Linked DNA regions of Homo sapiens: region 1 is linked to region 2. Evidence: chromatin loops called from intact Hi-C (ENCODE). Cell type or tissue: PC-3. All regions are shown on one strand. Links, peaks and the distances in the headings refer to the core of each region. The heading gives the core; the rest is flanking DNA. Region 1 has its middle 36 kb from the start of LINC02421. Region 2 has its middle 18 kb from the start of LINC01479.

Region 1 (5,384 bases), core at 135-5,134, 140 kb after region 2:
TGTTTTCTTCCTCACACCTGACGCATATACTTTCTGCTTCCTGGCTCCTTCAGCTATACTCACTCTTTGTTGAGTCTCCCACAATTACCATTGTTCCTGGCCCGGACTTCAATCAATCCAGCCTCCCATATTATTCCTGATACCACACCTGACCCCCATGACTGTATGTCTCTGATCCACCTGACATTCACCCCATTTCCCCAAATTTCCTTCTTTCCTGTTCCTCACCCAGATCACACTTGATTTATTGATGGCGGTTCCACCAGGCCTAATCGCCACACACCAGCAAAGGCAGGTTATGCTATAGTACAAGCCACTAGCCCACCTCTTAGAACCTCTCAACAACATGCCCGAGTCAGGAAACTAAAATACCTCTTAATCTAAATAGACACTTTCACTGAATAAGTAAAGGCCTTTCCTACAGGGTCTGAGAAGGCCACCGCAGTCATTTCTTCCCTTCTGTCAGACATAATTCCTCAATTTAGCCTTCCCACCTCAATATAGTCTGATAACAGACGAGCCTTTATTAGTCAAATCAGCCAAGCAGTTTTTCAGGCTCTTAGTATTCAGTGAAACCTTTATATCCCTTATGGTCCTCCGTCTTCAAGAAAAGTAGAATGGACTAAAGGTCTTTTAAAAACACACCTCACCAAGCTCAGCCACCAATTTAAAAAGGACTGGACAATAGTTTTACCAGTTTCCCTTCTCAGAATACAGCCCATTTAAGCTCCTGTATAGACGCTCCTTTTTATTAGGCCCCAGTCTCATTCCAGACACCAGACGACCAACTTAGACTGTGCCCCCCACCAAAAAAAACTTGTCATCCCTACTATTTTCTGTCTAGTCATACTCCTATTCACCGTTCTCAACTACTCATACATGCCCTGCTCTTGTTTACACTGCCGGTTTACACTGTTTTTCCAAGCCATCACAGCTGATATCTCCTGGTGCTATCCCCAAACTGCCACTCTTAACTCTTGAAGTAAATAAATAATCTTTGCTGGCAGGACTATGCCGAATCTCCTTAAGCACTCTCTAATCAGACATCCTGAGTCGTCCCAATTCTTAGACCTTTTATACCTGTTTTTCTCCTTCTGTTATTCCATTTAGTTTTTACAATTCATACAAAACCGTATCCAGGCCATCACCAATCATTCTATACGACAAATGTTTCTTCTAACATCCCCACAATATCACCCCTTACCACAAGACCTGCCTCCAGCTTAATCTCTCCCACTCTAGGTTCCCACACCGCCCCTAATCCCGCTTGAAGCAGCCCTGAGAAACATCGCCCATTCTCTCTCCATACCATCCCCCAAAATTTTCCCAACACTTTACCATTATTTTGTTTTATTTTTCTTATTAATATAAGAAGGCAGGAATGTCAGGCCTCTGAGCCCAAGCCAAGCCATCGCATCCCCTGTGACTTGCACATATATGCCCAGATGGCCTGAAGTAACTGAAGAATCACAAAAGAAGTGAATATGCCCTGCCCCGCCTTAACTGATGACATTCCACCAAAAAAGAAGTGTAAATGGCCGGTCCTTGCCTTAACTGATGACATTACCTTGTGAAAGTCCTTTTCCTGGCTCATCCTGGCTCAAAAAGCACCCCCACTGGGCACCTTGCGACCCCCACTCCTGCCCGCCAGAGAACAAACCCCCTTTGACTGTAATTTTCCTTTACCTACCCAAATCCTATAAAACAGCCCCACCCTTATCTCCCTTCTCTGACTCTTTTTTCAGACTCAGCCCGCCTGCACCCAGGTGAAATAAACAGCCATGTTGCTCACACAAAGCCTGTTTGGTGGTCTCTTCACACGGACGCGCATGACAACCCCACCACCCCAAGGACAGGGACTGTAAACTCCCAACGGGGTAACCTTGCCTGCTGCCTAGATGGAGCTGATTTATCAAGATAGGGGAATTGCAACAGAGAAAGACTTTAATTCATGCAGAGCCAGCTGTATGGGAGACAGGAGTTTTATCATTCCTCAAATCAGGATAATTTAGTAGGTAGGGGGTCAGAAAGTGGGGATTGCTGATTCATCAGGTCAGAGATGAAATCATAGGAAGTCGAAGCTGTCCTCTTGCTCTGAGTCAGTTCCTGGTTGGAGTCCACAAGACCAGATGAGCTAGTTTATAGATCTAGGTGGTGCCAGCTGATCCATCGAGTGCAGGTTCTGCAAAATATCTCAAGCACTGTTCTTAGGTTTTACAATAGTGATGCTATCCCTAGGAGCAATTTGGGAGGTTGAGAATCTTGCAGCCTCCAGCTACATGACTCCTAAATCATAATTTCTAATCTTGTAGCTAATTTGTTAGTCCTAAAAAGGCAGTCTAGTCCCCAGGCAGGAAGGGGGTTTGTTTTGAGAAAGGGTTGTGATTGTCTTTGTTTCCACGCTAAACTATAAACTAAGCTACTCCCAAAGTTAGTTCAGCCTACACCCAGGTATGAACAAGGACAGCTCAGAGGTTAGAAGCAAGATGGAGTCGGTTAGGTCAGATCTTTGTCACTGTAATTATTGTCTCAGTTATAATTTTTGCAAAGGCAGTTTCAGGACCAGTCTATATTTCAGAGTGCTGATCAGAGGCTAAAGGTTCTGGAAGAAATAATAAGGAAGCAGCAGCCAGCAGTTAGGCAATGAATTTCCCTAATAACTCACTCAAGTGTTAGAGTGAAATACTAAAATCCTCTTCCTTCCTCTGGAGAAAAGAGAAATCTCTGTGCCGGCTTCCCAATAAGAGGACTGTTAGAACTGGTGAGTTCCTTTCTGAGACAGAGTGATGTATAATAAAATGAAGTTAAGTTTCAAGATACTGTTGCTCAGTGCACAGATTTTTGCTGCTGCTTCTCAGCGTTTCACGGGTGTCCATAATTTGGTAGAGGGGTTATATGAATGGAAGATGGAAAGGGTAAGGATTTTTGTAAAGAGCATCAAGTATTTATTCCCTCAAGGGTTCAAATGTGGGTGCTCTTGAAGGTGGGTCTGGTCCCACTCCTCACTGCAGGCCAACAAGGCTGTGATTATTTGCCTTCTGAAGTCCTGTGTTAGAAAAATGGTTTTCTACATTTTTATCAAGGCCAGAATCCCAAGAAGCACATTAGAGGTAATTCTAAATTAGAAGTGGCAGTGGTAGGGCTTATTTGTAACAAAAAGCATGACCTAAACTGCTGGATATCATCCTATTCCTAATGAAAAATGGTTGGGCACATGCAGTGAATTTCTCTGCTATCCAGCCCCGCCCAGGTTTGTGTCTGTTCCACTTACTACTGCCTCTCTTGGGTGGCCAAGGACCCCACCTTTTGTCCCACTCAAAAACCAGGGTGGTTTTTGAGCGGGACAGGTAGATGGGAGCTCTGCGGAGTCTCAGGTTGCAGACAGGTGTTCTTCTGCTGAGGGCTGAACCCCAGGCAGCTGTGGAAGAAAGCCTCCGTCCTGGCACAGGTGAGAACTGCCTCAAAGTCTCTTTGCTTGGGTAATGAAAAAAGAAAGAAAGACGGCCACCTGCAGCTTTGGCTTGGCTTCCATGTGGCTCTTGGCCACTGGCCATGCTCTGTCACCTCTGCATTCTTTTCTCCCCTCCTAGTAACCCAGATCTGGCCCTTCAAGGGCACCTCCCACCTAAGTCTTTCTGTTTTCCAAGAGGTAGGGTGGGCAAGATCTTCTACCCTACTTCCCCCCTCCCCCATAACACACACGGTTTTCTTCTTCACCTTTGTTGTTGCATAAATTCACAAGTGGGACACTTAGTTCCTCTCAAAGCCTTTACTTTTAATCCGAATGGACCCTACAAGTAAATAAAGAAACAAACCTGTAATTAGCCATTTATTTCCCTTATAGTTTTAGATACAGCAATCCCAATTCTTCTTGTATCAATGTGGAAGCCTCTAGCAACTACAAAGAGTATCAGGAAATATGAGGAAGGAAGAAAAGCATAGAAATTAATAGATCTCGTCTTGTACTATCTAATAGACACTATTACAAAAGGAAAAAATGGCATGCAATTGGCAGAAAACAAACACCAAGAGGCAGTTAACAGCATTACTTCAGGCTGGACGTGGTGGCTTACTCCTGTAATCCTAGCACTTTGGGAGACCTAGGCAGGAGGATCCCTTGAGTCCAGGAGTTCAAGTTTGCAGTGATCTATGATTTTGTACCATCACACTCCAGCCTGGGTGACTGTGTGAGACTCTGTCTCTTAAAAAATAAAACATTTTTAAAAAGACTATTTATTTTCAATAAAGCATAGATAAAAAAAAAGCTTTGTCAAAACTTCTTTCAATACCCATATTTGTAGCTCAAATGAAAAATTTAAAAAGAGGTTAAGAGATACTTCCCTCAAGTTCTTTCGGTGGTTACAGTTAATGTCACTAAATCATAACCTCAAAGCTACAACCGAACTTTAGCCAGCCTTCCCTACCCCATACAGGGTTGGGGAACATATCTATAGCGAAGGTTGGTACTGCTTTGGAGCTTTGCATGTCAGGAGTACCAGATCCTTTAAAAAATGTGGACCATGAACCTAGCATGTTCATATTTGTAAATGGTTTATATTAAAAATTAATATTAACAAATAAGGTTTCTTTACTTCATTCAACAATTATATTTTGAGTTCTGCTCCATGTCGTTCTTTATTGTTAGCTGATAGAGATAATGTAATGACTAAAGAGTTCCTACTCATTGGAGCTCTTAGTGGAGGAAACAGATAAATAAAAAGTAAAAATAAATACTGATTTTCATCATTACTATGAAGGGAATAAATAGGGTGATATGATGAGTAAGAGAATACCTGCCACAGGGGCATTATTTTAGAAAGTACAGTCTGAAGAGAAAGACCTCTCTGAGAATAGTACATTTTGAGTTAAGACAGGCCTGGAAGTACAAAGGTCCTGACATAAGAGCCAGTTTAGGATTAGGACCAGAAGCAATATCAGTGCAGGGCTTGAGTCTTTGGCAAAACAAGGGGAAGGAGGAGAGAGATAAGGTTGGTCAGTAGGGAGAGACCAGACAAGGCCACAAAAAAGTTGACATTTTAATTCTAATTTCAGTGGGAAGGCATGGAAGAGATTTTAGCAGAGAAGGAATGTGATCTGAATTCCAGGTTTAATGTCAACAATTTCTAAATTGTGCTCTAATTATTAATAACCATAGCTTTATCACCAATGCGATGACCATGTAGACACCCAGAAAACTGTGGCGCACCTGCATATCATCTTAGCCACTCAAGAGGCTCTTCCAAGTTTAGCCTCTTAAAGTTTGAAAATTCTGCATCATCAGGAACTGAGTCGTTTCAGAAGTTAACCTGTATCACAGAATCCCAGGTAGAAATGCTCCTTTCTTCTCCCTCTGGGTCAGCAGCTAGTAAGTGTCTTTCTCTCTG
Region 2 (5,384 bases), core at 274-5,273:
CAGAAGCACTAAAAGAAGAAGAAAGAATTGCTTCTCTTTTTGGGCTGGTGATAGAAATAAGGAAGAATTACAGAATGAGAAAAGTGATCATTATAAAACTTTAACATTAAAAGCCCTGTATAATAAAGTTGTGTCCTGGTACTTCATACAAAAATCCTTACTAGTCTACAAGACCCTGTGTGATCAGTTTCCTCCTGCCTTCTCCAGCATTATCCTGCCACTCCTCTGCTCACACACTGCTGCAGATGGACTGACTTTCATTCTTGGTCTCATGGAGCTTACATGCTAGTAGATGAATGAATTGGTCAATCTGTCAACCTCTGTGTACATTGCCTATATCACAACTTTCTCCTTACCCTAAAAGTCCCACTTTTGAATTGTAATCAGTTGGAGGACTTTGAACCTCAAGAAGCAGAATAAAGAGAAAAAATCCTCAAGTCCTTTGATAGAAGCTAGCATAAGCTTGTCAGGGCTAAGCTTCTTGTCACTGTGTGTGTATTGGGGGGAGGTGCTAGGGCCCCATTCCATCACACTATCTTCTTGGAGTAACTTGACAGAGATGTTGCACTAGATGATTAATTAATTGATAATTAACAGTTTTGGGGTGGCTTCATTGTGCCATGAGGTTGGGGGCTGAGAGTATGACTGAGATCAGTCCCCTCCCTGAACTTACTATCTAGTGGGGAATATGGACAGGCACAGCAGCAACTGTAATCGAATGTGATGGGCATTCAGGGGCAATGGGAGCACCTGGTGGGGGTCTGGCAGGACTTGATTCATTGGCAGAGGGAGTAGGGAAGCTTCCTGGAGAAAGAAACATCTACATTGAAACTTGAATGATGACTGGGAGTTATCCAGGAAAAAAGGCTGGGAGGTGTGTTCTAGACAGGGATGCAGCAACACAATAGCACCAAAATGAGAGAGTTATTCAAAACCTGCATGTAGTCAAGGTGACTAGAACAAAGGGAGTAAGGAGAGAAAGTAGCATGAGACGGGATGCAGATCATAAAGGACTTATAAGCCATGTTGTAGTGCACAAAGTTCACTGACATATTTTCAAAAGCAAGAGCACAATACCTTCAGTTGGGTGCCCTACTACCCCCCAAAACCCTATAAACCAGCAACAATGTCATTGTCCTTAGGTCAAGACAGAGATATCACACAGAATCTATCCCTTTATTCATATATTATCCTACTTAATTTATATTTTACCCAACTTTTGATTCATATATATATATATATATATATATATATTTATTTATCTGGGTAGAATGTACATATTTTTCAGTCATCCCGAGATTTAAACCATTTCATTTCTATCATATGCTTAATTCTCCTTTTTTTCTGAGAAACTCTTTTAAAACCCGTGTGCCATGGAATATTAGTTCTAAGAGAGGTTATTACCAAAAAGGGAGGAGGGGGAATCCTGGGTCAAATGTATCTACTTCTTGGAGAATAACAACACACATCAGGCTCTGGGAAATCTTGCAGAAAATAAATGTATTTTAATTATTTGGACTACTGTTTCTTAAGTGTATTTTACTATAGAATTTATCCACATAACCTTGTTGTTGTCTTATGTTGTACATCATGCGGTCCATCTATCAGTGTCCCTAGAACAGTAAGAGTACTGTTGAGTGATGCCCTCTGGCATCTCTCCCTTCACTTCTCTGCCATTGTCTTCTTTTGGTCCATTATGTTGTGCATGATTCCTGAAATCTCGTTTTCCTTCCTTGGTCTCTGCTCTCCAATTGAAAGTACATCATGCTACAGGGGTAACTATTTGTTAAGATATAGTTTATTTGAGTACCTTGCTTATCAGAGAGGATGGTCGTAGGGCAGGGTGGTGGGGCAAACATTTCATTTGGCAGAAATCAAAGGAAGCAGATATTTGGAAAGGAGAGAGTAGAAGGTATGTTCAGAAGGCAATATGTAGACAATCTGGCTGGATATACGAAATAAGGCAAACAGGTAGCCCATCCTATCTGTGTACCTTAGGCATTTTCTAATGTGTTGGGAAATGATACTTTCATTTCTCCCACCAGAACATTAAAACTTGAAGCCTGAAAAGAGTTCTGTAACGATGGCCCTAAACATTTTCTAAAGGGAGAGAAGGAGCTGTTCATTCGCTGCCACGCTGCTATCACAGAGAGGCCTGCTGCATTTGCGTTGTTTGCCAAGAATGAGAGGCTGGCTCCAGGATCCCACTTCTAACTTGGCCAGCGTGCACTCTTTTCTCTTACTATGAATACTCACTTGAGAACCTTGCAGCTATTTTAGGTACTTTGTATAAGGTGGCCTTCTTGGATGACACTGGGGCTTCTTGTATTGTTGAAATTAGCTGGTGGTGGCAACTTTCAGGATGAAAAGTCTGCTAGTAATTAAATTCCGATGAATAGTTAAGAATAGAAGTATCCCAGGAGAGCAAAGCTCTGCAGAGGGTAACTGTGCACTGGCATTGCAAATGTGACCTGTCACACATTGGTTTCGCAGGCACTTTCAGTCTCCATGACTGCCACGGAGCACAAATGCATTGGCATCGCGGGATAATATCAGTGTTGTTGAACGTTGTAGAAAGTAATGGCCTCCCATTAGCAGAGAAATCCTTAGGCAATCGAAAATCGTTTATCAACACACACATCGAAGCCAATAGGAGACATTTATTTCCAAGGTGGGAAATGTTTATTCTGTGTCATTCTCCCCAGACAAAGCCCTTACTTGCCTAATACTTAATGACAAATGATGCAGCTGCTCTTCCTCTATTGGACACATGTACAAAACAGGAAGAGAGGAGCAGTTGCTACATATGCCATACATAATCCCTATCCCAATTGGCTCAGAGCACGCCTTTCTTTTTTATGTGTCATAGACGACATGGGAAAGTAATTTTAAAAATGAATCCCTGCACTGCTATAAATAAGTTCAGTTGTCTCCAGAGGCCAAGTGTAGGTTTCAATGAAAAAAAAAAAAAAAAAAAAAAACTATCACCACTTTATATGTGTGTTAGTAAAAGGGATGGCATTTGAATATGATTGCTGAGAGATTTGGAATTCCAGAAAAGTGAGGCATTTCTGAGTAATACATGAATAAGAGGTAAAGAACCTACCAGCTCGTTACTTAATGCTCTTTAATAATACCACAATATGGAAGATTCACATTCTCTATTTCCCATTATCTGGATGACTTGGATAATTCAAATAAGATCCACAGACTGGGAAACCAGTGAGGACTAAACAAGTTGTCATTGTCCTTCCCACGTGGGCCCTCGATATGCCCCTAGGTTCCAGCCAACGTTCTAATGGCTTTCTCACTGTGAATGAATATTTCTTCGTTGCCATTATTTCTGGCTTTCCTAAGGTGGGGCACATACATTAAAAAAAAAAAAAAAAAAAAAAAACCTATAACTCATGTAACAGGTTTTTATTAAATCAGCCCCGTTACATTGTAGTTTCAACAACTGGTTTCCTATCTTGTGTGTCTGTGCTGGGGTTCCTGTGTTGGTTTGCTGGCCATTAGTGAATTCTTTGGGACTGGGATTCATTTTTGCCCTCCTGCTCGTTTTAGAGATAGGTAAGCTCCATACCACTCCCAAACCCAAATCCTGATACACAACCTCCTGCTGAATCTCTTGACACTGACTATTAGAACTTCTTTCTGTGGTCTAATACTTTGGGTCTCCTCTTACTTTCTCTTCCAACCATATAGGGCTTCCCAATCTCTGAGTCAGGCTCTCTCTATCTGACCCTCTCTACTATCTATCAAGGCTGTTTCAGAGGCCATGAGTTTAAGACACAAATGCTGCTTTTGTTTCAGTTGTTCTCCCTAAACATTGTTTTAGCTTTAGCTATCACCTTACTCCTTCCAATATTCATTTGCTCTTTCAAAAACACTTATGGTTTCTATGTTGTACGAGGCACTGGAACTGGTAGAAAGAAAAAGAAGGCATAGTTCTTTCTTTAACAAGCTCACAGTCTAACATAAAACACTGTATATAATATCTCACGTTTAAGTAAGACTTTAAAGTTCACAAAGAATTTTCACATCTATTTGTTGACTATTGTGCTTTAAGCTATTCATTAATTGATTTTCCATATTCAGGACCACAACTATTCCAAAGGAGTCATGAAACTAGCTTTCCCATGATGTAAGTCAGATGCATACCAGAGAGAAACCTTATAAAAGTAATGAATGTGGGAAAGCCTTCAACCAGAATCATTGCCTTTTCCAGCGTGCACGAATTCATACAGGAGAGAAATGCCACAAATGTTTTGTTGCCTAAGCAAACTGGTTTCTTGACCTGCATTAGTTGGTGAATTTTCTATTTAATGAGGCCTCAATTCAGGACCATTTGAGGTTTTAATGCAGATTCAGCTCTTTTAAATTGAGAGAATGTGCAGTTTATGCTTTGAAATATGATTTATATAGGTGGTTTAGCACAGTCACGGTTGTTTAGCCTGCACAAATTCCAATGAGATTACATCATTTTATTTTTTATTATGTTTTTGCACATTTTGGTGAAGAGTGACACTTTGGCGAATATCCACTGCCATTGGATGAGGCATAGCTGTGCCACTGGAAAGTATGAAAACACCTAAAGCATTCTGCTGTCCATTTGGTCAACTGAGTGACATACTTTGGAGAATTTCAAGAAAAAGTTGTCAGCGATATCAAGAGCCAAATCCAGAAAGGGGTCATGGTAATATCACTTTGTGGAGCTACCTTTTTTAACTCAATACTTCAGGCTCTTTATTTACTTTTAGGTAATTTGCTAGTAATTACAGGGTAAGTTGCCTGGGTGCGGGTGTGCACCAGGTATACAACCTGGAACTCAATAAGTGGATGGAAAAACTGAAACAAGGAAACTGAGAGCAAAACAGCTGCTGTGTCATGGCAATCGGGGGATACTCAGACCCCTCAAGACAACTTTAAAGATGATTTTTCAGCTAGAAAAATATAACTGGCTCCTGAATAGATACATGCATAAGAGCAACCTGTGTTGTCAGTCATAATCATAAATCATCTTATTGTTCTGACACCTATGTTAAAGTTTGAAATTTGGGAATCAACCAGTAAATTATTGCAGAATTCTATCTCTTGCTTTACAATTCTGTCTTAAAGGCTGGAGTTAGAAAATGCTCATGAAATAGCCTACATTGTAACTAACACCTTAAAAGAAGGGGCATTCTGGAAAATTATAAACTCTGCTGAAAGAATTAGAAACTCAGATATTGAAGGCTAACATTCACTGAAATTTCCATGTGAAAATGTTATCTCAGTAAAAAGTGAAGCTGTTTCAAACCAATGTGTTGAGCTGTAATAATAGCGGCAGAGTGCTCTGCCTAATTGCATACAAAGATTCTCTGCCAGAATATATACCTGATTGC

Evidence for each region. Hi-C counts contacts between places; a loop is a spot of excess contacts. Peaks named below come from ENCODE experiments on the same cell type or tissue, not always from the same donor. Only the 100,000 strongest peaks of a DNase experiment are listed, where the experiment ranks them.
Region 1: a loop joins it to region 2, with 3 times the contacts of the local background. A loop is called at or near these places in 2 of 110 quality-filtered maps.

The regions. Positions count from the first base shown.
Region 1 is chr12:67,763,255-67,768,638 of GRCh38, reverse strand. No RefSeq gene overlaps it. Among named protein-coding and RNA genes, the nearest start is that of LINC02421, 36 kb to the right of the region's middle. RefSeq lists an enhancer at 883-1,606. In PC-3, for the core only: no CTCF peak of the experiment used is centred there; a DNase peak (open chromatin) is centred at 2,098; H3K27ac peaks cover 1,336 bases.
Region 2 is chr12:67,908,253-67,913,636 of GRCh38, reverse strand. No RefSeq gene overlaps it. Among named protein-coding and RNA genes, the nearest start is that of LINC01479, 18 kb to the left of the region's middle. In PC-3, for the core only: no CTCF peak of the experiment used is centred there; DNase peaks (open chromatin) are centred at 2,966, 3,086, 4,216 and 4,356; H3K4me3 peaks cover 293 bases; H3K27ac peaks cover 3,323 bases.